Linked DNA regions of Mus musculus: region 1 is linked to region 2. Evidence: chromatin loops called from intact Hi-C (ENCODE). Cell type or tissue: gastrocnemius. All regions are shown on one strand. Links, peaks and the distances in the headings refer to the core of each region. The heading gives the core; the rest is flanking DNA. Region 1 holds the start of Dlx3 (distal-less homeobox 3). Region 2 overlaps Gm11515 (a long non-coding RNA gene).

What was found. Peaks named below come from ENCODE experiments on the same cell type or tissue, not always from the same donor. Only the 100,000 strongest peaks of a DNase experiment are listed, where the experiment ranks them.
Region 1: a loop joins it to region 2, with 2.4 times the contacts of the local background. A loop is called at or near these places in 3 of 42 quality-filtered maps.

What each region holds. Positions count from the first base shown.
Region 1 is chr11:95,118,556-95,133,345 of GRCm38, reverse strand. It overlaps Dlx3 (distal-less homeobox 3), which reads right to left and starts at 13,229. Exons shown (of 3, transcript NM_010055.4): 1 at 12,700-13,229; 2 at 11,448-11,638; 3 at 8,050-9,937. The coding sequence starts at 13,024. The coding sequence ends at 9,590. In gastrocnemius, for the core only: no CTCF peak of the experiment used is centred there; DNase peaks (open chromatin) are centred at 4,775, 6,333, 6,694 and 7,682; H3K4me3 peaks cover 1,084 bases.
Region 2 is chr11:95,208,745-95,223,534 of GRCm38, reverse strand. The region is part of intron 1 of Gm11515 (a long non-coding RNA gene); the gene reads left to right. Among named protein-coding and RNA genes, the nearest start is that of Gm11515, 44 kb to the left of the region's middle. In gastrocnemius, for the core only: CTCF peaks have their summits at 7,136 (motif pointing right) and 9,751 (motif pointing right); a DNase peak (open chromatin) is centred at 4,125.

The DNA.
Region 1 (14,790 bases), core at 4,448-12,447, 91 kb after region 2:
CTGTGACAAAAACTAACCAGTGCAAAGATACACTTCTACCCTGGGGATCCCAAAACATAAAAAACTACTTTCCCAGCCGGGCAGTGGTGATGCACGGCTCGAATTGCAGCACTTGAACTGAAGCAGAGGCAGGCAGGTGGAGCTCTGAGTTCAAGGCCAGCCAAGGCTACACATAGAAACCCTGTCTCACAACCACCACCACCAATAACAAAACCTCCACGAAACTGGGATGGTGGGGTGACTTGGTGTGTAAGAGTACCTGCTATCACCCAACCTGACAACCTGAGTTCAAAGAGAAGCGACTCCTAAAAGTTGACCTCTGATCTCACCTTTGTTCTCTTACTCCTCCCCCACCCCCACCCTGCCCGTGTGAAAGCACAAACATGAATAAATGAATAAATTTAATAAAGATGTTTTTGAAAAAGCTCCACAGAGTGCCGTGTTATAGCAACTACCGTTAGAATCTCACCCAAGGCCTCCTGTGTCTCCACCCTTCTCAGCTTCGGAGCCTGCTCTAAGCATGCATCTCTATGGGGGCCCACTGTGGGCAGAGCCCTGGTGTGGGCTCCCTCAGATTTCCAGCAGCACGGGTGGGCAACTGTGGGTGTGAACTGCTTTGTGATGAGGGGAGACAGTTACAGAGGAAGCAGCTAAAGTGAAGGTCCTACTGTGCTTCCAGGCCAGTCCAGTGGGTCTTACGAGGGTGGCTTCCAAGGAGTAAGGCCCCGCCTGGATATTTATTTATTTATTTATTTATAATTATTTTGTTTTGGGGCAGAGTCTTCATGCATAGTCCAGGCTACCCTCAAACTTACAACCTTCCTACATCCTCCTCCTGAGTGCTGAGAGTACAGACACGTGCCACCATGTCGTCGGCCTGACTTCTTCATTCACAGAACAACTCCAAACCTCTAACCCCAGAACACTTCCATGGTGGCGGGGAACCACAGCTCTTTCTTCGGTATTTGATAGACACCAAACAATTCTGAGAATTCTACGGCATTGAACACAAGCACATGTGCACACTCACACACTAGCACACATCCATGCATGTGCACACATGTACGCGCACACACAAACACACACACACACACACACACACACACACACTTCCCAGGAATAAGAGACTCACTGTGGTGGCTAAATACAGGACATATATAAGACCTCAGTAAGGGTCTCTGGTATTTCCATCTAAGAAGGGAAATGTAAAACCTCAGCTACTGTCAGGGTACAGGCCTGCCTCCTCCTCTCATCCCATCTGCTGGTCCTAGGCTATAAGCCCTGTTCTAAGTGACTATCTCGTAACTATAGCTAAAGCACGGTTGACTTACATCAGGACCAGTAAAAGATCTTCACCATAGAAGGAGGAATTCTTTTTTTAAATTTTTACTGTGTGAATGTGTGTTCACGAGCGTGAGTATGCTACAGCTTTTGGTAGTTGGTTCTGTCTGTCTCTCTTGCTTCTGTTGTTCGACATATTCCAGGTTAACCGGCTTAGGACCTTCTGAAATTCTGGGGCTCTTCTGTCTCTGCCTCCCATTTCTCTGTCGAAGTGTCTTGACAGATTTGCACCACAACATCAGGCTCTTGTTTCGTTTTTGTTTTTCTCCAGACAATATTTCTCTGCGTAGCTTTGGCTGTCTTGGATCTCAGGCTGTAGACCAGGCTGGCCTTGAACTCATGCCGATCCTCCTGCTGGAATCAAAGACACCACCACCACCCAGCTTTTATTTATTTTATTTGTTTATTTATTTATTTATTTATTTTAACATTGGTTGGTTTCAGGAATCAAACTCATTTCCTTGTGCAGTCAGCACTTGATCCACCAAGTCATTTCACCAGCCACAGAAAGAGGAATTCTACCGGAGACCACCTCCCACAGACAAGGAAGGCCCGCCCACCTTCGAACATCCAACTGAGGGTCCTAAGACCTCCCTGGGTCAGCAGTGTCCGAATTGCCCGTAGTTGACTAAAGGGAAAAGTGGTAGCAGTCTGCCGGGCTCTCATCCTGGTGACAAGCTTTGTAGCAAGCCGTTCACATGTGCGAGCTATATCCCACTTCATCTCCTCAGCAGCTCTCTGAGAGGCATGATTGGCTGCGTTTTATAGCAGAGTGAAAGTCGAGTTCAGAGAGGGCAGGTGGCTGACCTGGGGTTACACAGCCTCAGCTATCTCACCTATAAGATGGAATCATAATGGCACTGGCCTCGCCAGTTGGTTATCAGGATTCACTAAGACGGGACTCAGGAAAGCCCTTGGCGCAGAAGCTGTGTGCCTGGCACATAGTAGGTCCTCAGCAGGTATCTTGCCACCCTAGAACTTTGGAGAAGTTTCTTCTGCTCCCTTCCACCCAGCCTGCCTTCCTGCTCCCTCGGGCCTCCGCACTCCTCCAGCTGCCCCTGCCCCCTGGACTGAGGACGCCCCACCCTTCCCCGTGTCTCCCATTGGTGATTCCTGAGCTCAGGGTACAACTGACTGGCCCCAGGGGTGGGTGTGGGACTGTGCCACACGCGTCGCATGACGTGGCTGGGTGCCCTCGGTGTGGCGCACAGGGAAGCTTGTGCTGTTGCTGTTTGCCAGGTGCGAGGTGAACTGCCTGAGGTGGGGTGGGGGTGGGGGACGCCCCTCCCTCATGCAGCTGATCCTCCAGGGTGTGGAGCCTCCAGCTTACTCAGCAAACACTTCCAGCCCTGAACTAATTTGTCCTGGGAGACAACCCAGGAATTTGGGCCCACAGGCCCTGCCTGTTGGTTCTCCTTCTCAGGCTGCCCCCTCCCCGAATGCTCCCCAGCACCTCCTCACCTTGAGCAGAGAGCAGCCCCTTCCTGAATGCCTCCTGAATCTCTGAGCATCCTAGACTCTCCTGGGACTCAGCACATCATGCCCCCCCCCCAAGTTCCCAGGTGTTTTCTGAAACACTCCAGCTTTCTGGGTGATTGACAGTTCTGGCAGTCACTTCCTGCTCTCTAGGGGAACTCTTAGTTTGGTCAGGGGTTGAGCATCCATGATGGGCAGTCTATCCAGAGGTAGCCTGGTACAGGTAGAGAGGCCCCAGCCCTCAGCCTTCTCTGCCTCTCATTTTCTGTGTGACCTCAGGTAAGTGGCATGGTCTCTCTGTGCCAACTTCCTGATGATTAAAGGACAGCAGTCTAGAGAGGACGCAGTCAGTCTTTTCCTCAGTTTCACAGGACAGTGACCATAAGCTGGGACTCCCTCCTGTCATCCCCCTAACCCCTCAATAGCTTGCCTGGCTGGAGACGGTCCTCACTCCCTCAGCTAATTACTGCGAGTGAACTGTGTGCAGGGTCCCACGAGCCCTCGGGCTCTTTTTGTCCTCATGTCCACGATGTTCACAGAGCATCCCGATATTCCAGCTGGGGTATGGCGAGGAACCCAAGACCCTGCCCAGGTGTCTACCCACTGGAGTTCTTTCCCCTGCCCAGTCTCTAAGGATGTGTACAAGACACATCCCCAGTCCCTCTCCTTCCAGGGTGAGAAAAACCACAGCGAAGCGTGGGCATACGCTCTGAACTGGGACGGGGTTCTGGAGGCACCGTGCTGGCTCTGGAACGGAGCAAGAAGAGGCAGAAGAGGCCTAGACAGAATTGCTGACTTGGTGTGAGGAACATGTCTGAGAGACAAAGGAGAAAGCCTGATGGGGCGCAGAGGTAGAAATTCAGGGAGCACCTCCTTGGAAAAGCTTGCCCTGGCTTCCTTTACTTCCTGACCCACACACTTCCCACAGCTTCCCACTTTCTCCTCCTGCTCCTCTCCCCCCACAGCGGTGCTCCCCAAACCTACTGCCCTCCTCCTCAGGGCCTAGGAAACTCATCTCCAAGCACTTTTTGGCTTTTGAGCCTACCGGTCCCAGGCTGTTGGGTGCTGTAAACAGCTTATTACAGTGATTAACGCTGCAATTAAAGCTGGAAAAACAGAGGCCATGTGCTGGCTGCTGGTCCCCCGCACCCCTCCCTCAGCCCCAACACACCAGTGTCTTCTCCCCTTCCCCTCTGATCCTCTCTGGGCTTAGTTGATCCATCCAGGGCCCTCATGGAGTGGCTCAATAGTAAGAATCCTTGCTCCACGACGCAGAGCAGCCCCATTTCATTCACTGGGTGCCAGTCTGTGTGGGGGCTTTGCAGGAGCGGGGAGTGAGTTGTATTGGTGGTAGGCTGCCACAGGGATGGCATATGGAGGCGGAATTGGAGGGCTCTCTAAGGTCTCCCAGAACCTAGGACCACCACCACCACCACCCCCCCCCCACACGGGGACGGGATTATGACAATCCTTCTCATCCACTTCCCTAAGAGTTGTCTCCTCTATCCAGAGTGACAGGGTTTTTCTTCTCTAAGCTCAAAGTGTCAGGGCAAGCATTGGCCCACCAGAGAGGCTAGAAACAGCCAGTAATGAGCTCAACATCCAGGAAGGACCCAAGGATCTTCTAACTCTGGTCCTTCCCTCCTCAGCATCAGCCTGACAGATGTCAGGATGCCGCCCGCCCTCTGCTTCTCTCATATGCTTTTCTCCTTTCCATCCCACCGGGGAGGCACTGCAGGTGTGTAGGGGGTCCTAGGGGGTACTGCTCAAGCCCATGTCTTTGCTGGGCACGCGTCTATCTATCATTCAAGACGTTGTTCGAATAACCCACCCTCTACTGCAGCCTTTCAAGACGTCCTTCCCCTCTTCTGCCCCAGCTTCCCCAGCTCCATCTGCTTCTGGTCCTGGCGGTCTCAGCTCAGAGTCCACAGTGCCTCCACAGGCTGTGGCCATCTGTGCCTGCTGTTCAGCTCAGGAGACAGAGGCCGACCTTCTTAAAGGCACGCAGAGTTGATGGCTCAGCCAGTGTGCCAATGCGGAGATGACCAGTCAGCCGATGCTAAGCACACAGTTAGGTCCAAGGCTGAAGGGAGAGCATGGTAAAGAGCTGGCTCACCAGCAGCCAAGCGTTGGGTACCTTGTTAGCATTTTATTCCAACCATCCCACTGCATCTACCCACAGCTCTGTTGGTTGGTAGGATCAGCCCTCTATTACAGGTGGGGAGGAGACCTAAGTTCAGAAAGGTTAAGTGACTTGGCCAAGGTCACACAGCCAGTAAAGTCAGGAAGGCTGGATCCAGAGTGAGTGGACATTCTGACCGGTGTTAAGCTTTTTGTAGGACTTGCCCAGAGGAAGTCTTGGCTCTCTCTCTCCTCAGACCTCTCCTGGGAAGAAGCCTGCTACAGGGCCTATCACGTGAGCTGGGCGGCTGAAGCCGCAGTGACTCCTTTTCTGACTGACCCTGCCTGTGCTTTACCTTTGACCTGGAACAGAAAGTCTAACAAGAGTCTCCATCTTCTTCCATCTTCTTGGAGACGGAGGTTCAAACCTGAGCTCTCTGTCTTGGATTTGCTGTGTGACCCCCAACAGTCCCTCAGACCCCCAACAGACCCCCAATAGTCCCTATAGCCTCAACTTTTCTTTGTTTGTTTCTGGTTTTTCTGAGACATGGCTTCTCTGTATAGCCCTGGCTGTCTTAGAGCTCACTTTGTAAACCAGGCTGGTTTCGAACTCACAGAGATACCAGTCTCTGCCTCCTGAGTGCTGATATTAAAGGCGTGCGCCATCACCTGGCTTTTTTTCTCCCTCCTTTCCCTCTCCCCCTTTTTTGTTTTTGTTCTTGTTTGCTTGTGTGTTTAGGGCAGGTTTTTACTGTGTAGCCTAGGATAGCTGTGAATTTATTTTGTAGCTCAGACTGGCCTTGAATTTAGTCCAGACTGACCCTAAATTCTCATAAATAAATAAATAAATAAATAAATAAATAAATAAATAAATAAATAAATAAAAATTAGCCAACCTCTTGTTATAGCTTTCAGATTGCTGGAAATTACAGATCTGAACCTTCCTCCTTCTTCTGTCTTTCTCTTCCTTCCTTCCTTCCTTCCTTCCTTTCTCTTTCTTTCTTTCCTTTTTTTCTTTTTCTTCTTTTTCTTTTTTCTTTTTTTTTTGTGTGAGCTAGGGAATCTAAGGCCTCACGTATGCTAAGCATAAACTCTATGGCAGCTGGAGCCTCAGTTTTCTCATCTGAAAAATGGGCACTATCACACTCACCTGCCAAGCTTTCATTCACTAGTAATTTACCAAATGCCACCTGTTATATAATATTAAAACTTGGAAAGCAGTGACCTTCAGGCAGAAGGGGGTTCCTTAGCCTGCCCCTTCTCTGAAGATCTTCAGGAGACAACATGTGTAGTTGAGCAGCACCTGGAGGAAGGTGGGCTCTATAGTCCCATCTTGGCATGCTGCCAGGCCCCTCCCCCAAGCTCTTGTCCGCAGGGGCCCCTCATCAGGGTGGGTGAAGGGCAAGCTGACCCCAGGCCTAGAGGTGGGCCCGGAGGTGAGGAGAGGAGGAAGGGGAGGTCAGGGGTGGGGCTGACCCCGAGGGAGGTCACCTGGGCAGTTAATCCAGCCTGACAGAGCAAGGATGAGCTGGGAGGAATTAGGCCCTTACAACACCCTTTCATCCGTCACCGCCTGCCTGCTCGCCCAGCCTCCCTCCTTCCTTCCCCTCTCTGCCCTTTTCTCCTCTCTCCCTCCCTTTGCTGGCAGCCCAGCCCTAATAAAATGCAGTGTCTCCAGCGAGTCTGCCCGGCTGCCGCCTCGCTGCTCCTGCCTGCACGCAGCCCTCAAACCAAAAGCTCAGGGCAGCCCCGCCTGGCAGCTGCCAGCTTAACCCTTGCCAGCCCGAGCCGGGGAGCATGGGCGTGGCCTGCTCCCCCCAACCTCTCTGGCTGGCTTACAGGGTGGGTGAGGCCTTCCGCCAAGAGATGACGACCAGGGTGGGGGCTGAGGGCTTGTCCTGACGACCTGGCTTCTGTGTGTCGAGTTCTGGGAGCCAGGCTCATCCTGTCTTATCTTTAATGTGTCTCAGCCATATATCCTCCCCTTCTCCCCCACCCATCTCCATCAGACAGGACAACACTAAGACCTGACTGGAGGTTCCAGGCTGAGCTGGGTCACAGTGGCTGCTGAGTGTTGTCAGTGGTTTTGTAAACAAAGATGCTTCTGAGCACGTTTGTGTGTGTGTGTGTGTGTGTGTGTGTGTGTGTGTGTGTGTGTGTGTCTTACGATGGGGAAACCTGGTGTATTCTTGCACTTGTGTAGCAGAGGTCTCTTTTTGGTTTCTTGCTACATTAGTGTGATATTCTCAGGTGTCTGTGTGTAAGGTGTGTCATTTTCCTCAACGGGTGACAATTTTCTTCAAGAGGGTCTGCACATATATGTGACAAGAGATGTCACTGTCTGTCTCTGTCTGACAGAAGGTGCATAATGCGGTTGTGTATCAATGCCATCTCCTGGAAAACACACACACACACACACACACACATACACTCACACACTTGTCCTCTCAGAAACTTTGGAGTCAGGATCTGGAAGAAGGGGTCAGCACTTCTAGCACTGCACTTCCAGACAGTCTGTGACAGCATCTAGAAGATTCTGAGTCAGGGCCACACCCTTCCCCAGAAGGCAAACACAGACCCCCTCCCCCTATCCCACTGCTTCCCAAGCCCGGCCTGAGGTCCCACCAGCTATAGGAACAGTTCCTCCTGTCTGCTCGTCCCATCCTCTCCCAAGCTGACATGGATAGATGGGTGCACGAGGGGCTGGGAGTGCCTGGGCGTAGAGGCAGGGGGTTCTCCCCTCATGTGCAAGCATGCCTGTCGTTGTGTGAGCTCAAGATCAAAGAGCAGCCCCGAGGTGACCTGGCAGCTGCAGTGGTGGTGGCAGAGGACAGCTGGCTGACAGAGAACGCCAAGCCACCAAGCAGAGTGGAGCCAGGGAGGCCCTGGTTGGGAGCCTCCCACCCAGGCCTGCTCACAGTGTGGGCAGCCACAGGGTCAGGAGCACCTGCCCCCTCCCTCCCAACCCAGCATCCCAACAGTGGTTTCTACCCTGACCTTGTCTTTCTCAGTAGCCCCTAGAAGCTCAGAGGTCTCTTCCACTAACACCTCGCCCCAAACTCCAGGCCTCCCTTCAAGAGCTGTCTGCCGCTAGTTCAAAGAGTACTGTGGTTATTTTCTTCTTCTTCTTTTTTTTTAATTTTTATTAACATTATATATAAAGACTGGTCCAGTAAGAAAGCAGAAATGAGAAGGCTGGGGAGGGGTGGGAGCTGGCTTCAGTCCTGTCCCTTTGGGGTGGGACTCGGAGACCCACCACGTCTGTCTCTTCTTACTCCTTCACTTCCCACGAAACCCAAATCCAGCAGGAGCCCACATCCCTCTTTCGACTTGCAACACAGGGAGATTGGTCCAGGAGGAACAGGGTCACATAAATAGGAAACCACAAGGGAGGGGACCTGCTTCTCTTGGTTGCTCTTAAAAAAAAAAAAAAAAAAGAAACAACAACAACAAAAAAAAACCATACTATATATATATAACTACAGTCTGTCACCTCTCCTTTCTTCGATGTTTTACCACATCAGGGGGCAGAAGAAAGTTAGCTTTGGGGGATGCCTGGGCCAGGGAGAGGCACTGGTACCAGCCGTCCAAGCTGACAGCCTTACCCCTAAGGCACTGAGTTCTAGGCCTCCTCTTGTCTCCTGGATCCTCACTTGAATCCTGCAGCAGAACGGACAACCTGTTTCCAAAGCTGCCACGAAGGGGGTGTCTGAGTGGGGGGTGTCTTGCCTGGTCTATCTCTGTAGAGAGTTGGGGTTTGAGCCCGTCCCCCAAGACTGCAAACTTACTGGGAGAAAAACAAAACAAAACAAAACGAAGGGGTGAGCAGGGTCAGGGCAGAGCAGAGCTGCCCGCCCAGAGAGGAGTGGATTTGGTCCTAACTGTTAACAATGCCCATTGTCGTCCTAGGTTTCAACAGCTTTTAAAACCAGACTTGTGCAAAGTCCTGTACATGGAAGGAGAAACAGGTCCTTGGAAAAGGACATGGGCAATCCTTTTCCCCAGGGAAGGGGCGGAGGGATGGCTCCTTTAAGTCTTCCCTTGGAAGCCCTGGATATCAAAGGTTCCCTCATTTGGGGGAGTTTTCTTTGGTTTGGACCCTCAAATCCTAATGAGGGCTGGAGAACAGTGGGGACTAGGTCAGCCCCCCCCCATCTTGAGGATCAGCCATGATGTAATGTCCAATGTCTTTTAAAGAGTGGCTCAAGAATGTATAGTTGCCCCTTGGTGCTTTAGGTCTGGCTGTGCTGGAATCCGTGGCGCCTGGTGCCCCAGCACAGGTGGACCTGCAAACACTCTGGCTCCCATTTTGGAGGTCTCTACTGTGTTTGAAAAGCTGGAAAGCGATGAGCCATCTAGAGGCAATCCGGGTTCCTGGAGCAGAGAGCATGTGCTGTCCCCACTGGGGTAGAACTCCTCGCCGTCTGGAGGGCACCCCAGTCTAAGCAAGGGGAGGGAGATTGGGGGGCATCCTCGGTCCATGCATTTGTCATCTGGAGGTTGTTGGGTCCCTGGAAGAAGGGACAAGGGAGAGGGAAGGGAGTCTTTCCCCCTGTGCCCCTCAATGATTCCTGAGTGTCGCTAGGACAGGGCACCTTCTGCCTGGTCCTGGAGGGGGTCCTTCGTGGAGGGGCGCAGGCCAGGTGGGTACTCAGTACACAGCCCCAGGGTTAGGCGGGGGCCCAGGGGAGGCATGGTGCAGGGTAGCCGGCTGAGGAGGCTGCTGCTGTAAGTGGGGTCCACTGAGGTTCTGTGTGTGGTACCAGGAGTTGGTGGGGTCGTCCAGGTAGTTGGGGGAGGCACTGTATGGGAGCGGTGGGGGCAGCGGATTGCGGGCAGGGGCTGGCGTGGAATGGGAAGATGTGTCCCAGAGTGCTGGTGACGGCGGTGAGTTGCAGGCCATGGAGTCACTGTTGTTGGGGCTGTGTTCCAGCGGCACCTCCCCATTCTTATAGAGCTTTTTGAACTTGGAGCGGCGGTTCTGGAACCAGATTTTCACCTGGACAGAAGAAGAAAGGAGCAGCCCCGTCAGCCTCTCAGCATGCCTAAAGGAGACCCCATGGGGAGCCCAGCCTGGACAAGGCAAAGCATTACCCAGCCTCCTGAGGGGAAAAACGAGGCAAAACCCCAGGGCCCTCACACCCAAGCTAGCATCTTTCTTTCCAGTTGGGAAAAAACTCTGTGGCTTAGAATATTCTACTGCCACTGCTGAAGTGCGACCTTACGCCGGTTACTTAACCTCTCTGGCCTCACCTTCCTCTCACTGCAAAATGAAGGCCATGCTAACACCATCATTTGTCTCAAAGGGTCAATATTGGGCTCAAGAAAGTTAAGACACAAGACAACTTAAACGGTCTGTTATACAGCAAGCGCTCAATCAAAGGCGTCCTAAGTGGGAACCGGGCAGTTTGTGATATTTTGCCCACGTTAGAGGCCCTTAGCCAAAGTTCACCGATACACTGGGATAAACACACACCCACACAGGTATCTCTTTCCTCGGCAACATACCCACTCAGCCTCACACAGCCGCCAGACAGTAAAGCTATAAACGCATGCAGATAACACCCAGATAAACACCCACGACATAAACACTCAGGCATGGAGGGGCTCCTAGACTCTGGCTGGGTATGAAGGGTGACCTAGGAACTCAGGGGCAGGTGAACCACAATTCCAGAGTCCCTAAATTTCCCGTGGGGTATCTCCCCCTCCCCTGCTTCTCTCCACTCCATGACTGGTACAAACAATGATTCAGCGCCTCACCAGGTGACCCAGATTCCCGATGGACCAGGCCCCACACAGCCCAGCCACAACCAAAGCCAGCCTGTCAACACCTGTAGGGAGCTCAGCACCCGACATTCCTCCCCAAGAGCAGCAAGGCTGCTTGGGGTTTAGGGACAGGTAAGAGGGTGGAGATGGACTCCCACTTTCTGATTTCTACATCCTTTTAGTGGAGAACCTATCCACTTGGCTACTGGCAAAGGCATTTGGGTGGGAAGCAGGATCATGATGTTTCTATACAAGCATACTTTGTGTGTGTGTTCACACACGCGTGCGTTGTCTAGTGTCTCATCACAGATACTGGCCTTCTGTTTGCAAAATGACCCTTAAAGGACCTCATTCCTTATGTGAATATTCCCTGGAATGTCACATGCATGCCCCACACGTACATACTTAGTCTGGGAGAGAGACAACAGGATCTCCTATGTCCTAAACGTTGCTAAGGGTCTTGGGAGCTGGGAGTTCTGGGGTACAGGGGAGGGCATCTCTCTGTGACACGCCATACACAGTTGCAAAAGTTCACAAAGATGCACACTGCACCCTTCTATGCTCCCTACTGTAACCCTTTCTCTGAAAGCTGAGACTCAAGTCACTGGAAGGGCAGGCAAGAGTTCCTGCAGCGAGCTGCCGGGCAGGGGCAGGGCAAAGGGGTGCTTCATGGGCCAGCCAGGCTCAGGGGTACCTAGGGAATCCCAGATCCCTCCTGAGACCCTGGAGCGTTCAGTACCAACCTGTGTTTGTGTGAGGCCCAGCTGTGCAGCTAGCTCGGCGCGCTCAGGCAAGGCCAGATACTGGGCTTTCTGGAAACGGCGCTGCAGGGCAGCCAGCTGATAGCTGGAGTAGATCGTTCGCGGCTTTCGGACCTTTTTGGGCTTGCCGTTCACCATGCGAACCTCGGCTTCCGGCTCCTCTTTCACCGACACTGTAGGGGAAAAACACCAGTTTAGTCTCAGCCTGCGACCACCGCGTTCTCCAAGATTTCCCACCGTCGGACGCCGCACCCTCCGGCCCACTGATCTCCCCGGGACTTCTTGGAGGAGCGTAGTGCCGCCCGCGCCCGGGGAGGAACCGCAGCGACCCAGCCGGACCGGCGGCCGCCCACGACGCGGCGCTCCCAGCTCGGCACCCGGGGCCTCGGAGCGCCGACTCCGGCGCCAGCAACCGACTGGGCGAGGACCGCGCGGCTCGCTCACGACGCCTTCCCGGCTCAGCCACTCTTCTCTGGTGACCCACCTAGCCGCGGTGGCGTCTCCCACTTCTTGTCCCCCCTCCTCCCCATCTCCTTTTAATACGCTTTCTAGTTCAGGATCATTTGTTTCAGGAAAAAATTTGCAAGGACAGTACAAGCGTTTTCTCTGTCTCTTTTCCCTTTCTCTCTGTTTTCTTTTTCTTCCTTCCCTCTTCTTTCCTCCTTTTTCTTTCTTTCCTCCCCGCCCTTTCTTCATTTCCTCTGTTGCTTTCTGCTGTGCGCTTTATCTTACCGCCCCCCCCACATTTCTTTCTCGCCGTCCCCACTTCTCTCTCCGCATCTCTACTTCCCAGTCTCTCCTCCATTTCTGGGACTTCTTTGGGTCTTTCTCCACAAGCCTTTCACTACTCCGGGTTTCCCCTGACGGCATCCAAAAGAAGGGCCCTGGAACCTCCAGTCCTCGCTGACTCCCCTCCAGCTCTCGGCGACCGTCTTTCGTCTCCGGCTCAAGTGCCAGCGGGATGGCAGCATTGAAGGCCCCCATGATCACTCAGAAGGAGCTCCCGGTGGCTCCAGCTGCCCTGGAATCTCCAAGAGACCGCGGCGCACAGTGCGCGCCTCTTCGGAGTGTCGTTCACCCCTCTGGAGGTCATCTAACCCGGTCTCCTCTAATCTCCAACGCTTCCATTTCTTAACCTCGAGTTTCCCTAGATTTCAGCTCCTATTCCCAGACTTCCTCTTGCTTGGGAACCTTAGAGTCCCTCGCACCCTCTCCACAACCCGGGCATCCTCACCTGGGTCCTGGGCAGGCAAAGGCTGCTCCCGGTACGCTCCGTACTGCCTATAGGATCCCCCGTAGGTATATTCCGACTTGGGCGAGTAAGCGCCGGTGCCTGCGAGCCCATTGAGATTGAACTGGTGGTGGTAGGTGTAGGGGTTCACCGTCTGGCCGTAGGGCTGGCCCGAGTAGTAGTCATGCTGAGGAGCGCTGTAATAGCCCAGGTCAGTGACTGTAGATTCGGGCAGGGTGGGCGAGTCCTTGGAGCCCGCATGGCAGCTGAGCGAGCTGGAGATGTCGGTGAGGATGCTGCTGAGCTTGCGATCGAAGGAGCCGCTCATGCTGGCGAGCGCCGCAACACCCCGGGCCTCCTCCGAGGAGCGCCGAACGGGCGGAGGAGCCCAGGTGGGGGTGTGTGTCCAGAGGGCGAGGGCAGGACGCGGTCGCGTCTGGGGGAGGGGGTGGCCGAGGGGCGCTTAGACCATCGCCGGCTGTCGGTCAGTCGCTGCGTGCCTCTCTCCGCGTCCCAAGCCACAGTCAAATGCTGCCAGCTCCGCCCGGCCAGCCGGTTATAGACTCAATGTTGGAGTCGCCGAGGGAGGCTCCTGCGCGCTGATTGGCTGCAAGTCTTGCCTTCGAGGCAAAACACGCTCGCGCTTTCTCACTGGCTCCCCCAACCCTCTCAACCCTCTTTGTTGTTACCCCTAATACACACACACACACACACACACACACACACACACACACACACACTCCCCCCAGCGCCACTGTGTTCCTCCTATGCTCTACCTCCGATAAATCCCCCAAATGTGCGGAGGGGTTGGCTGTGCGGAGCCCCCAGGATCTACTAATCGGTCTGTTTTAGTGGCCAGGGGTGGGCTTAGGTGAGATGAGGAAGGAGGGGAATTTACCCATTGGGTGTTTGTGGAAGGAGGTGGTCCTTAATGATGTATGTGTGGTCTATGCAAATGACAGACAGAAAGTGGCAAAGACCCAGGGTCCATGAAAATATTTTGATCACTTTTAAAATTGGAAAAAAAGGTTGGACTATATAAATATATTATATTTTTGTTTTGTTTTGTTTTGTTTTTTGTTGTTTTTTTTCGAGACAGGGTTTCTCCGTATGGCCCTGGCTTAATATGTTATCTTAATGACACTGCAGATGTGAAATATAAAATTTTAAATTCTGAAGGAAGAGTCTCACCAAGCAAGAACACCTTGGGCCTGCAAGTCCCTACTGGAGCAAGGCTGTATGGATTTAGGGGCTGCTTTAGAAGACAGAGGTACCCCCAGCTATATGTGTGCCCTTTCATGAATGGAAGAGCCACGAGGCAGTCAGTCCCTATGAGGCTGGCTTTCTGTGTTCTTCAGGAAGTCTGGAGGCAGGGTCCACTCAGTCTGGGACAGCTCTTAGGAGCACAGACTTTGTTAGGGGTGAAAGATCTATGTTACATCTTCCGCAAAATACACAAAATACAGTGTGTGCAAGAGTGCCCGTGAGAACCTGTGTGCATGAGAGTGTGTCTCTGTATGTAGTGTGAGGCAGTGGAAGTGTAGGGTCCTGAATGACCGACCTGTGAGCTGGGTATGCCCAAATGTGCATAGATACATGCTCAGATCCATCTATCTCCAATAGACAGGAGCCATGTACTTCACTCAATTTCTTCTGTCCATGGAGGCCCCAATGAAGATGTTTCTCACCTTGGAGCAATCTCCAACCCCCCTAGTCTTGTCTGGCTCTCAAAGTCCAGTTCCCGGGTAATATTTACTGTTCTGGGTGCCAATCTCATTTCTCTATTGCATCTCCACTTCTGCTCCCAAACCTATCCTTGGAGGAAGGAGGCTTCTCCCAATTTTAATTCTTATTTCCCCCTCCATCCCCAGGCCTTCCCTACACACCTCGAACCTTCTATTTCCCCTGCCTTTGCCTAGCCAGGACACAGTGCCAGCGCACCACCTCGTGGTTTTCCGGAGTTCTGCAACTTGCCTTAAGGCTGCATTAAGGAGGAGGTAAGCAGGCAGACAGGAAAGGGGTCTCATTCTGCTTAGATTGTTTAGGGGCCGCAGTCAAATGTTTCGATGTTAAACTCAGACACAGGATGCTGAA
Region 2 (14,790 bases), core at 3,180-11,179:
CGCTCCCGCCGCCCCCACTTCTGTCCCTCTCCATCGTCGCCGGATATCTACCGCAGCGACTGTCTGCTCGAACCCGGGACCGCAAGGCTGGCCTCTAGCCTGCCGTGCCTGTCCGGCGAGGCCAGGAGCGTTGGGTCCACGCCTTGGCTCTCTGTCACTGGCTGCCCTTGCCCTGCCAGTTTTGTGCTAGACTCTTTATTCGCCCCCAACCCCAACCCGCGTGGCCGGCCTGGAGGAAGTGTCCAGAAGCCCAGTCTTTGATCACATTGGCACGACCCAACTCCCAGAGGTTGTTAGATAACCCTTGACCTTGACTCTCTGAGGATGTTTACCCAACTGTAAATTGGTGAATTAGGGTGTTGACTGAAGTTGGCTTAGGAAGTGTGGGGATCTTACTGTGTAGTCAAATTCAGGAACCCAGATCTCCACATCAGGTCCTCCAGAATACTTAGGACCATCTGTAGCCTTTGTCCACATAATTCCTGGGAAGGAGAGACAGCCACCAGTGACTTCCCTGCTTCGAAGGTTCCAGAGGACAGGCACAAGGGTATCTGCCTCTGCCGGGGGGCGGGGAGGAAAGCCCCCAGAGTGGGCATTAGACTTGTGGAGTGAGTGGGGAGATCCCCCCACCCAGAACTCTCCATTGAGAGGACTCAAGGCTTGAGGATCTGAGAGGATCTGCCTCCTCTTCCTTTAATCAGCAGCTTGGGTGGGGGCTCCCCCCAAGCCCCAAGCCCGTGTGAAGCGAGAAGGGACAGCACCTCCTTCATGGTGCCAATGGTCTCACTCTAGGGGCGGATGTGATCTGCCTGGAGCAGATTAAGTCTTGACAGTTGCTGAGCAGGCTGAATTTTTGGAGCGAACACGGTGAAGTAGATCATCTTCTAATCAAGACGGATGACAGATGCAGCAGAAATATCTATCGCATGAAGCAATCTTTGAAAGTTTTGCTGAATCTTGCTTTTTCTCCTGGTGAAATTCCAGTCTTTATCAGTCAAGCCCGTTCTCACTTATTGTCACTTATCCGTTGCCCGTGACTGTGCAAAAGCCCTGTGCAGGAATCAGCTGGCTTCCTTTCCATACCTCACCTATACGTTTCTTCAGGATCAGTTCGGGGTCACGGTGCTTGGGAGCTACACAGGGAAGGAGGGAGGGTCTTGAGGCCCTGAGCAAAAGAGCAAGACCCTCATCTCAAAAAGCCAGGGCTAGAGATGTAGCCCACTGATGAAACACCTGTGTAGCATGCAAAATGTCCTGGGTAAAAGAAAAGAGGTTAATTTAGGGAATATTTATCAAATATCTACTGTGTGCCAGGCTTTATTCTAGACACCAGGGGCTGTGGATCCAGTAAGAACAACAACAACAACAACAACAACTTCAAATAGGGTTGCTGTTCTCGTGAGCAGATATTCTAGTGAGAAAAAGAAGAAAACAACCAAGAAAATATAGCCAAGAATATTACACACACATACACACACACACTTTTTTTTTTGAGACAGGGTTTTTTCTGTGCAGCCCTGGCTAGTCTGGAACACACTCTGTTAAACCAACCTGGCCTGGAACTCACGGAGATCCACCTGACTTTACCTTCCTAGTGTTGGGACTAAGCCAGGTATACATTTATGACCTCAGCATTTGGATAGCTGAAGCAGAGGAATTCAAAGTTTAAGGCCAGTTTAGACTACACAGGGAGACCCTATGTCAAGAATGACTAAACTATTAAATGTCGTTGTGGTTATTGTTATTGTCGTTATTATTATTATTATTATTATTATTATTATTATTATTATTGACAAGGTTTCACATATTCCAGGCTGGCCTCAAATGCACTATGTAGTCAATGATGACCTTGAACTTCTGATGCTCCTGCCCCTGTCTTAGGAGCTCAGGGTTACAGATGTGTACCACCACCACATTCAGCTCATACAGTGACGGAGAGCAAACCCATGGCCTTATGCATGCCAGGCTAACACTGTAAGAATGGAATCACATCCCCAGCCTCAAAAAACATCGCTAACCTAGTCCTGTCCTGCTGCCTGTCAAATAGAGACGTAAACTCCAAAACAAGGTCTTACATTAGGTGCTGTCTTATGCGTAGCCCTGACCCCTGGCACCAGGCAGACCATGTAGTAATTAAACAGTAAATATCTATAGAAAAAACTGGCAGAATATTAGGTGTGTGGAGAGTCTGATTTTCTAAGGAAGCCCAGAGTCTCTAGGAGATTGAGTTGCTTGCTGTGGGAGGGATCTTTCTAGACCTGAGTTGAACCCCGTAAGTTTACAGAGGAGGACACCGAGGTGCGGAGTGATGGCAGATGAGGAAAGATGCTGTGTGGGCAGGTGGAAGGTGTGCCACCCTCTTTCTCGGTCCTCCCCAGGATTGGAAATGCCACGGGTTCATCTCCGCGCAGGAACAAAGGTTTGGATCATCTGGAAATGGGAACACAGAGGTGTGTTCGAAGCTGTGGTTATCCACACGGTGGAGAAACCTGAGAATCATGAGGCCTGTTGGGAGTCAGGAATGGGAGTGTTGATCTTAGAGAGAGGTCCAGTTACTGATGGAAGAAATGATGGTCAGGTCTGTCCCAAGGAAAGTTACTATAACTTCCCTCCGTATCTCCCACCCACCTGTCCACTCTGTCTACCCAGCTCTTCTCTCTGTTCAAGTCTCAGTTATAAACCCGCGGTATAGACCAGGAGACTTCTAAACAACGTGATGTACCTAAGGGGTTTTCAAGAAAGAAAAAAAAATCAGCATAGAAATTATTTTAGAGGACTCTCTTTTTATTAAAGCACATTTGGAAATAACATAAAAGGTATTCATAATATACTTATATATAAAATATTTATATATAAAGTATGCATAAATATACTTTCATAGTAAAGATAAGATAGAAGGCCTGGGGATGTACCTTACTTGGTAGAGTGCTTGCCTCTTAGGCATGAAGCACTGGGTTCAAGTTCTGGTAATGAATAGACTGGGCACAGTTTAGTGTATGCCCATAATTTCAGCACTAGGAGATAGAGGCAGGAAGATCAGGTGTTTAAGGCCACTGGGTATGATGGTACATGCCTTTGATCCCAGCACTCAGGAGGCAGGATATTTGTGAATTTGAAGCTAGCCTGGTCTACATAGAGAGTTCCAGGACAGCTAGGGCTATGTAGAGAGAGCCTGTCTGAAAAAAGCATATTCATTTAATACCAGCACTTGCAGGGCAGAGGCAGGCAGATCTTTGTGAGTTTGAGGCCAGCCTGGTCTACAGAGTGAGTTCCAGGATAACCAGGACTACACAGAGAAACCCTGTCTTGCAAAACCAAAATAAATATATATATAGATAGATGGATAGATAGACAGACAGACAGATAGATAGATAAAGATGGCACAGTGGGGGACAGTGTCTGCTGCCAAGTCTGATGATCCTCCAACCCACATGGTAGAAGAAGAGAATTAACTCCTGCAAACTGGCCTTTTTAATTCTTTTTAATTAATTAATTAATTTATTGCATATGAGTACACTGTAGCTGTCTTCAGACACACCAGAAAAGGGCATCTTATTCCATTACAGATGGTTGTGAGCTACCATGTGGTTGCTGGGACTTAAACTCAGGACCTCTGGAAGAGCAGAGGTCTTAACCACTAAACTGCCTCTCCAGCCCCCGCAAACTGCCCTTTGACCTCCACATTTGTACTGTCCCACATGTATGACTCCCCCATTCAAATAAATGCATAAATAAATGTAAACAGACAGATGGCAGGTAAAACACACACCTGTAATAAAAGCTAGGCAATCATGGGCCCAGGTATACCTTCCTTCACCCTCTCCTCAATGCCTGCTCGGAGAGGTGGCCCAGGCTGAACTCTGAGAACAACTGTTTGCCAGTAGTCCACTGTATTCCATTTTCTTGGGACAGGGGTCACTCCGGAATGAGGATGTTAACCTCAGAGCCAGAGCCCTGGCAAAGATTCTGGGCAGCGCCCCTGGCATCAAGCTGGTAGCGCCTGCCTTGGGTCGGAGCAGCAGGAGGGCGTGCTGGTTTCTAGGGAAAGCTCTTTGGAGCTTAGCACTTCCCCAGTGGCTGCGGAAGGGGATGACTGTGTGACCACAGGCTTGGGAGGTGGCAGGTTTCGGCAAGAGGAGGCCTGAGCTGCTGGCACCAGCCGGCCCTGGCACCCGATGCTCTGCCCAAGGCCTGGTGCAGAGTACCAGCCTAGAGAGAGGTGGCAGGGTGCCATAGGGGTGGCTCAAAGAAGCACTCCTGACGAGGAGGAGGTCACAGGTTGCCAGCAGGGCAGGGACAATAAGAGGGTCAGTCCTGGAGACAGTCAGTCGCCATCACCAGCCTTTCTGGGTGGAACCAGACTATCTGCCATCCCTGGGTCTTCGTGAGAATGGCTATGGGAGACTTACTAATGGCTCCTGGGAAAGGCCAGGGGTGGGGGGCAATCAGAATGAAAAGAGAGGAGGGACCCCGGGGGCAGTGGGACAGTGTTCAAGCTTTATATGGAACATCTAAAGGAGGGTCCTGCTTTGCGTGTTGGGCAAAACCCTGGTCTTATGATAGTCATGCTCACTGATGTCTCAGGAAGCACAAGCCCCACTCTGTGATCTTCACTCAAGACTAGCTCACTTCGTCCTCACAATAAACACAGCAGGTTGGAATTTTGGCTGTTGCCCACCTGGTGCGAAGGCACTCAGACATGGAAAGGTGAAGTGGTTCCCCTTGGGCTGGGAAGACGCCTCAGTAATAAAGTGCTTGCTGCCCAAGCGTAAGGACCCGAGTCTGGTCTCCAGCACCTGCTTAAAAGCTAGGTGTGCCTGTCTGTAATCCCAGCTCTGGGAGGTAACAGTAAGTGGATACTTACTGGCCAGCCAGCCTCGCCTAAGTGGCCAGCTAAAGGTTCAGTGGGGGACCCTGTCTCAGACAAGATAGCTCAGGGAGTAAAAGTCACGTGCCACCAAGTCTGACAACCTGAGTTCCGTTCCCGGAGCTTGCACAGTGTAAGAAGGAAACTAACTCTCATAATTTATAGAGCCATGGGATGCTCTATCTGTGCACACGGGTGTGTGCAAATACCCCACATACCCCAAAGTAATAAATAATTAAGTGTGGTGAACAAAAGAGCTGCCACAGACCTTTAATCTCAGGACTCAGGAAACAGGTGGAGGGTAGGTGGACCCTGTCTCAAAAAAATGAGGTGGTAGATAGGGCTGGCAAGATGACTCAGCAGATAAAGACTCTTGTCACATAATCCCAAGAACCCCAGGCCAGTCTCTGGAACACACATAAAGGTGGAAAGAAACAGCTGACTCCACAAAGTTGTCCCCTAGCCTCTGCTAACACAGTGTGGCTCACAGGCCTCTCTCCAGACCCCAGAAAACATACACACAATAATGATAAATAATGAATGAATAAATAGGTAGGTTGGTAGAAACTGACAGGGAAAGAAACAGACCTCTCCCAGTCCTCATAAAAACATACACAGTAAGAAAGAAAGAAAGAAAGAAAGAAAGAAAGAAAGAGAGAGAGAGAGAGAGAGAGAGAGAGAGAGAGAGAGAGAGAGAGAGAGAGAGAAAGGAAGGAAGAGAGAGAGGAAGGAAGGAAGGAAGAGAGAGAGAGAGAAAGGAAGGAAGGAAGAGAGAGGAAGGAAAGAAGGAAGGAAGAAAGAAAGAGAAAGAAAGAAAGAAAGAAAGAGAGAAAGAAAGAGAGAAAGAAAAAGAAGGGAGGGAGGGAAGGAGGAAGGGAGGGAGGGAAACTGACAGGGAAAGACACCCAAGATTAGCTTCTGGCCTCCACATTTGTACAAACATCCACACACAACTTAACAGAGTCCCTGCACTGTTGGAGGGCACCTATTCCTGGTGTCTGAGGATCTGTAATGAAAGCAGACAAAACATAAACAGAAGTTCCTTTAAGGCCAGGCAGTGGTGGCTCATGCCTTTTATCCTAGCACTTGGGAGGCAGAGGCAGGTGGATTTCTGAGTTCGAGGCCAGCCTGGTTTACAGAGTGAGTTCCAGGACAGCCAGGGCTACATAGTAATGGCTTGTTTTTGTTTGTTTGTTTGTTTCTCGAAAACAAAAACCCAAACAAACAAAAAAGAAGTTCCTTTAAAGTCTTTCTGTGTGCATGCATGCACGCATTTGAAACAGAGTCCCATACTGGCCTTGAACTTGTTAGGTAGCCAAGATTCAAGGCTGCTCTCGAACTCATGAACCTCCTGCCTCCACCTCACAAGTACAGGGATAGGCTTTTGCTGCCATACCAGCTTCTTCACCTGCCTCCTTCCCCCTCCTTCCTCCTTCTCCTTTTCCTCCTTCCTCCTCCTCTCTCCTCATGCTCCACTTTCTTCTTTTGACAGTGGTCAGGCTGATCTTGAACTTCAGCCCTTCTGCTTTAAGCCTTCTGAGTGCTGGGTCAGACATATCCAGTGTGCTCACTACTTACTGAACTAGCTGGTCCCTCTGTGCTTGGCCTGTATGAGTTTCTGTCGCTCTCATAGTCATCTCAAGTACATTTCCTACTTCACAAAGGAGGAAACGGGTGTCCAGAGAGATTACACACCTCACGGTGCCCTAAAACTAGGTGGCAGTCACAGAGCAAGTCAGTGGCAGAACTAGAATCCAGACCCAGGTCATGGTGACTTTTGGGCCTGAGAAAGAAGCCCATTAGTGAAGGTGGGTCCACACATCAGCTAGAAACTGGTGTGCAACTCATAGGTAAAGGTGTTTCTAATAGACATGCAGAGGAGATGGCATGGCGGTGAAAATCTGTAATCCCATGTGCTCTGGCAGTGTGGATCTCTGTGAGTTCAAGGTATTCTGGTCTACAGAGTAAGTTCCAGGACAGCCAGGGTTACACAGTAACGCCTTGTTTTTGTTTGTTTTCAGAAAAAAAAAAAAATCAGTAAAAAAAAACCCAGGTGGGGCTGAGGCAGGAGGATTGCCATGAGGTCAGCCTGGGCTACAGAATGAGATCCTGTCTCCCCAAACTGAAAACATATAGATAAATAAAAATCGGGAGGACAGAGGGGGGAGGGGAAGACAGAGAAAATAAGGGGAAAGCTTAGCCTTTCATGGAGTTCCTCTTGTCTGTGCTTGACTGTCTGGATCCAGTTTATGGCCCTGCCAAGAGGGGGCGCTCTGTTACCCAGGGAGAACTAGATAGGAGCACAGGCAAGTGCCTGGATTTAGGGTAGCAGCAACATGTCACTGGGGTTAGGGTGGGTTTATCCTAGGAGCTGAGGATAGCCTTGAACCCTTGATACTGTTGCCCGACTCTCCCAAATGTGCCACAACATCTGCCTGGGATGTTTCCCTTCTAGAGAACACAAGTCAGTATTGGGTGACAGAGTATGTCAGCCATGCTGTCTCTGTCCCCAGCCTTTTCTCCCATAGTCCTGGCTTCTTCCCCTCGGGCTGGATTCTTCCCTCGAGAGCAGTGAGTCCTACCTGGCCTGGTCAGAGGGTCTCGCACACCAGGTGTCTTCCCACTATCCCAGAAGCCGGACGACACTTCACTCCCAGCAGCCCACGGGGGTGGAATGCTCTAAAGGAAGAGCAGAGGGTAACAGGACCAGCCTGCCAGAGCTTTGGGCTGGAGTGAAAGGTGAACTGGGAAAGTCCTGAATGGCTTCACCCTGAGGTAGGGGGCAGCAGGAATGAAGGACGGGACCAGAAAAATGAAAGGTGTTTTCTTCTCAGGCGCTAGCTTGCCTGGAGCCCTGAGGCTACCTTAGCCCTAGTCTGTGCCTTTTCCCCAGGTACAGGGTGGAGGGTAGGGTGGGAGCAGGACTCGGCCTCACTCTCCTTAGCCTAAGACTTCTGAGTCTCTGACTCTATCCTCAAGGGTCAATAGCCCCAGTCTGGCCACTTCCCAGCAGTCTCCTCCCCGAGAGTAGGCTCATCTCATCGTACCCCTTTCTTAGACCCTGGATCCCAGAATTCATTCTTAAATTCTTGTGACACTGCTGGATCTGCTGGCTTTCTCTGCATCCCAGCTCTCCACGCATATCTGTCGGGGCTTCCGGGCCTCAGGTTGTTTAGGTTAGGAGGGAGGTCAGGGAACCAGAGGGTGACAGAAGGTGACAGAGGGTGGGCCACAGCACCTAGGCCCTCGGCCTGCCAAGCACCCCTTCCTGGTATAAAACAGGAAGATGCTATAAGGGGCAAGGCCATTCACACCCTGCCTGTCTCTGTGTTTCTTGTCTGCTCTGTGAGAGGGGGAGGAGAGGTGTTCTGTGCCATAGCAGACTTCCTGTCACGGTCTGAGCTATCAGCATGGATTTTTTTCATTTTTATCGTTTTAGCTTTTTTTTTTTTCCCCCACCCATCAAGTCCAGGGCTTCACACATACTGGACAAGAGCTGCGGCAGGCAGGGAGCGACACTGTCTGCCACAGCATGGGTTTCTGGTGCAAGGATTCAATGGGTAAGCTAGGCATGGTGGCACTCTCTTAGAATCCCAGTTCTTTATGAGGCTGAGGTGCAAAAGGCTATGAGTTCAAGGCAAACCTGGGCTGAACCCTTAGTGTAGGGTTGGCTAATGCGCTCTTTTGCTCCTTCACCAGTCTGTGAGCTTGTGTCTTGAAGGGCCCTGAAAAAACCTGCTGCCCCAAAGACATGACCTGGCCTTGCCCTAAAGCATCCCAGTGTCTCTCCCAGAAAACATCTCTGCTCCTCCCAAGGTCGTTCTAATTCTCTAGTTCCCACCTCTGCTGCCTGGTTGCAGAGAGCAGATGCCCCGGCTCTCTTCTCCTCAGGATCCTTAAACAGTGTGACATCAGCACCCAGAGCTGGGGGCGGGGTGGGGTGGGGGGCTGACAGTGACAGAGGAGAGGCAAGCCCGAGCCAGTTCCTGTGTCTCCAGAGGGGAAGGGCTCAGCACCTTTCCCCACAGCTTGGCTGTCAGCTGGCCAGCCCCAGCTCCAGAGCAAAAGTGTTTCCATGCAGGAGGGAGGGAACCCCACTCAGTGAGAGAAAGATGAAGCTGGTCCCCCCACGTGTCAGTGAACAAATTGGGCCAATTTGGTGTGATTAGTGAAGAATTCACATCTGGCCAGCAGAGGCCTCCCCCAGCCCGGCCCAGCCTGGCTCCTGCTCCCCATTACAAGCCATTTTCTCTGACGGCTCCATTTGTCTCTGGAGTGGGGGATTTGACAGCTCCCTGGCCAGCCTGGGGGGCCTGGCTGTGAGGGAGAGGCCCAAGGCCAGGCTGCTTGCCCACCGTGAGACCTGAAGCCGAGCAATGCCACATTCCCCACGGGTCCAGACACCTGTCTGTCTCATCTCCGTGCTGCACGCAAAGCACTCACAGCCAAACCTAGGGTGTACTTTCCCTAAGCTCTGCTGCCCAGGTCTCCCTTGGGTCACAGTTTTCTCTCTTTGCACTGCAAATAGTTACGTCTTAAGATGGACAGAACCTTGTGTGTAGAAGAGGCAAGGGTCTGGTGTTTTCTGAAAGAAAGCAGCTGGGTATGCAGAGGGAGGGCTTGCTCCCACATCCCCACCCCTCCTGCACCCACACCCCTCCCATAATGCCTCAGATGCGGCCACTCCTCGGGAATGCCTGCAGAAGGCTGCTGCACAGCTGGAAGGCTCACCCCAGAAATGGCTTCAAGGTAGTACAGGGGTGTGGCCTTCAAAGTCTTGGGTCTTCCTCCCCCAGCAGTGACCCCAGGTTGCCTGTGTCAAAGCCAATTTGGCGCTGTTTAAAGGAGTCCGACCTAGGGGTCACCTGAGCAAATCTCCTCCTTGAGGAATTACCACCAGATGGCAACCTGGGGCTTGCCTCCTCTAAGGTGCTGCCTGGTTGGCCAGGAGTCTCCAGGCTCTGCTCTGTGTTCCCCGCACAGATGTGTGGGCCTGTACGGTCTACATGTATATATGTGTAGTGTGTCTGTGGTAAGGTATGTATGCATTCATGTATGTACATTTATGTGTGTGTGTGTTTACACACATACAGATTGACCCAGGACAACAGTTCCTGGATGAGAAGTCTCACTGGATAATGGAGGAAAGAGGCCCTAGGCCTCTATACATCAGAGGGTGAGCAGCTTCGTTGGGATGGGAGCAGTGTGAGCATTTGGGGTCTCCAGTGTTTTCCACTGTCGTGTGGATGTTACAGAAGACCGAGCAGAGTGGACCGACATCTACACCCTGAACCTTCTCCAGGCTTCAGACTGCCTAGAGAAGTCAGCCGCTACCCCAGCTCACTTCAGAATGAACAGCTGTCTAGGATGTGGATGTGAGACTTTATGTATGAAAGCTCGGGCGGTCTTAAGCAATCTGGGATAGCTGGTCACTGTCCCCTAAACCCAAGCCTCAGAAGCCAGGCAGAGGGATGGAGGGAAACCTGTTTTTTGCCTTGCTGCCTGTTTAAGAATTTTTTAAAATTACATTTATTTATTATGAGTTATTATGCACACACATGTGGAGGTTAGAGGACAGCTTGCGGGACTTGGTTCTCTCTTGTGCCGTGTGGCCCAGGGATCAGACTCAGGCTGTCAGGTTTCGGTGGCAGGCATTTCTACCTGCTGGTGTCTGCCTGGATCTCACTCAGTCCTTTTGTGGATGTAGCCTGGTGCTTTGTTTTTCTTCCTAGGTCCACAGCTGTCTTTGTTTTTTCAGGGTAATGCCTGGGATGATGGGATGATGGGATGATGGAAGGATGCTCTTACTTGGGCCTGGGTGGTTTATCTCATTCAGAGAACCACAGCTTGGGGTGGACCCTAGTGGCCAGATTGCCCTGCCCCCTCCCCAGGGCACCGACCACGACCACCCACCTCTAATTAGCAGATGCACTTACAGAACACCCACTGTTTGGCTGCTGGAGCTATTATCCCATTTTAGAGATGGGATAACGGAGGTGGAGTCAGAGGTTGCAGGGCTGAGGCAGGGGAGAGGGAAGAAGGAGGGTCTTCTGGCTGTCGACCCCTGCCTGAGAGTTCCCTGCTCTGAAAAAGCAGTCTGCTTTCCTTTCTTTCTCTCTTTCTTTCTTTCTTTCTTTCTTTCTTTCTTTCTTTCTTTCTTTCTTTCTTTCTTTCTATTTATGTATTTATTGACACGGGGTCTCTCATATAACCCAAGTCAGGCTCAAACTCACTCTTGTAGCCAAGGCTAACCTTGAATAACTGATCCTTCTGCCTCCATCCTAAATGCTGGTATTACAAGCATATGCCACGCAGGCCTGGGTGAACAGCTCTTTTCTTGAGACTAGGAGTAAGTTCTGTCCACAGCATCTGGCTATCTGCTGGTCCTTCTGGGAAGCCTATTCTGAACTCCACTCCCCAGACAGTAAGATGAGGAGGAAGAGGAGGAGGAGGAAAGAGAGGAGGAAGAGGAGGAAGAAAATGAGGAAGAAGAGGACGAGGAGGAGGAGGTCACCTTGGCAGAATAGCAAAGGCAGAGAGATCTTCAGAAAAATGTAGACATTAAACCCAACTTCAGCCTTTGTTTATAGCGGCCTCCAGGGAAGAAAAATGGAGGGGAGGGGACTTAAACACGGTTTGAAAAGAGAACCTTGATCCTGCAGCCTCACCTGCCTCTCTCCACAGCTTCTCTGAAGTTTGTCTCTGCATGGACACAGGACCCTTAGACACTACCCGGAGAGATGGCGAGCTGGGCCTAGCTGGGCCTATCAGTGGAGCCAGACAGGAAGCAGGGTTTCAAAGAATCCATTTCTTCCAGTTTACTGTGGGTCTGAGGACACTCAAGTGTGAATCCAGAGCCTCAAGCAGGCTAGGTGGGTGCTCTACTGCTGAGACCAGAAGTTGTCAATCACAGATCTGGGACACTTGGCCCCCTTTTCTAGAGTGCTTCCATGGACGAGATGACCACAAGGGATTTTGGGCTCCCAGGAGAAGGCCTGGAAATCTGTAGGACCTGGTCCTGAGCCTGGAGCTGGACTTCCTAGAGCGCTCCATTGTAGAAGCTGTACTGCTCAGCCCCTCTGCATTCCTGATGTTCCTGGGGAGGCCCCTGGCCCCAGTGGTGAACTAAGGTATATCCTCCCAGGACACCTTGGATTCCAATGTGGAACCCAGTCTCACCCAGTTTCTCCTGGAGGAGAAGCCTTGGGAGGGGTACCCCCGCCTGTTTACACCCTGTTGAAGTTTGCTTCAAGCCTAAGGCAACTTCCTGTTTGCACCAACAGGTCCAGAAGAGATCAAAGGCCAGGGCTGGTGAGTTCAGGGGCCAGGAATTGAGGATGGCCATCCAGCCACGGTGTCATGGGAGGGTGGAAGCTTAGGAAGGACACTGGGAACAGCGCCCATCCCAGGGCCCTGGGCCTAGGCCTGGCTGGATTGATCTTGTGGCGACATCTCATTAGGAAGCCCTGAACTTCCGGCCATGCCTTGTCTCTCCTGGATCTGGGAGAGAGCACTGCCACCTTTTGAGCTCTGGCAGTGTCCTGGCTCTTCCAGACGTCCTGATCTCTCTCCTTTCACAGATCCCCTTCAGGCCCAGGGTTTCAGCAACAAGGGCACACACACACACACACACACACACACACACACACACACACACACACGCCCCAGCCCCAGTCCCCAACACACACACACTCCACCGTAGACCAGCCCCCTGCCCCTCCTCTGCGGCGGGCGTGGCCGTGGGGCTGTCACTCACTGGGAGGAATGCAGACGGCAGGGCTGCCCTGTGGTCACGTCTCCGCCCCACAGGCGAGGTAGGCGCCCAGGTACCCAGCCTGTGGGCCTTGGGAGCCCGCCAAGCTGCTGATGAAAGGCGCTGCCAGATTAACCCTTTCTTGCCCGCACCCCCTCACTGCCGCCGGCTGCTGGGTGGTCGCTGACCTGGAGGTGCACCAGGCATGGAGCCTGAATGGGCAGGCTAGGAGAGGCTTCAGCGTGCTGGAGTTGGGGAATCCCAGTGGCCGCAGATCCCCTTCCCACCCCACCTCCTCGATACCTCCACCCCGGTGCACACTTCTGCTCTGGGAACAGGCATCCCAGTAACAGAAGGACTCTCCATTAAGCACAGCTGAAGAGAACACAGGCAGAGTCCAGAAAGCTTTACATCCAGTTTCATTTTAAGAGCAGAGTCAGGTCAGCTGTTAGAGTATAGTAAACGCCAATGGGCTTTCAGTCCTGTGTCCCCCACCCCTATCCCTAGGGTAGGGAATGACAGCCTGGATTGGAGGCTGGGGCTGCCAGCTCTAGCAACCTCTATTCTGCCCCCAAGTGGAATCTCAGGCAGATACCTAGGCTGTACACTAAAAGGGAGAGAGATTCTAGTGTGGGGTGGGAGTGTTGGGTTCCTGCTATCCTGGCTCTGCCATCTTCCTGAGAAACAACCCCCTGGCCCCAGACCCCAGGCCAGTTTGGGGAACTCTGAGAGCTAGGTTTAGGCGCTGCTGTCTTTCTGTGTCCTGTCTTTGTCAGCATTTGCCACCTAAACTTTGGCAACTTGAGCATTTACTGAGTTGTGAACTCTGTGTGTGTGCTGGGTGTGTGTGTGTGTGTGTGTGTGTGTGTGTGTGTGTGTGCGCGCGTGTGTGTGTGTGTGTTGGAGTGAGAGTATTCTGGGGCCCTGGGGCGTTCTCCTGATTTCTGGGTCTGGGCGATGTGTCCCTCCTCGATGAGGAAGGCTAGACCTTTGATTTTGAGGTTCTCATCCCTAGCCTATGTCCTGAAGCCTGGTCTTATTGGACAAGTTGCTAGACCCAGCACACTGCCAGGAGGAGCCATGCTCACGGTCCACACCCCATCCAAAAGCCTCCTCTCTTATTGTTCTGTTTAGAGTTCTAAGCATCCAGGGGCCAAGGGGAGAAGCATTTTGTTCTGACTTGTGCACTGGAGTATGTGGTGGGCAGGTGAAGAGAGCAAAGCTCTTGGGGCTAAACCTGCTGAACCTCAAGTTCAGTTTCCCCCCAACCTCTGCTCCACCCCCTACCTGCCAGAGAATCTTCCACAGATCAGATCTCATTGTTAACCCTCACTGAGGTGGGCTATGGCTTGAGCGTTCCATCTCTTCTAAGCCTCTCTGTCAACAAGGGGCAGGGATGAGGTGGTTAGAGGGCAAAGCTAACAGTACCCAGCCCTCCTGACTATGCTCCTTCCCTAGGGCCTCTGGGAGCCTCACACTTTGGCGCAGGGGTTGGGGGGGGCATCATGGCACCCGGAGAGGGGTTTCCATAAGGCCTGGTGACGTGGGTTTGGGTTTCGAGAGAGCTGGAGTATAGACACCAGAGAGAACTTTCTGATCTCCGTGTGGTTCATGTATAACACCCACCTCCAACATCCGTGCCTTAGGTAGGCCAAGTCAGCCTGAAGGTGTCACCACCTCCAATACAGAGGGCCTGGAAAATTGCAAGTTATTCATTTATCACATTGGTTAGGCGTAGGCTGGCCTCAGACTCAGTATATAGCCCGGGCTGGCTCCAAATTCACAGTCCCCCTGCCTCTAGAGTGCTGGAATTATGGGCGTGTGTTACCCAGCCTGGCTAGCAAGTAATCCTCAGTGTGCCACTCCTGTCTCCATCTACAGATGTCACTGTCACCATGTCTGTAGCTCCTGCATTAGTCCTTGGTGAGGAGGTTTCCTGTTTTCCCCCTCTCTCCTGACCCACTCCGGCCTGTTCTCACCAGTTCCTGAGACGATTGCAACAGTGGCTATTTCCCCCTAGCTCCAGGGAGCACCCCCCCCCATCCTCCCTTCCCTCCTCCGCACAGCACTAAGAGACATCCTAGAACACAGGTTGGAGCATGTACTCTTACACTCAAAAACCTTTGATGGCTCCCATTGCCGGCAGGATAAAGTCCCAGCATTGCCTGGC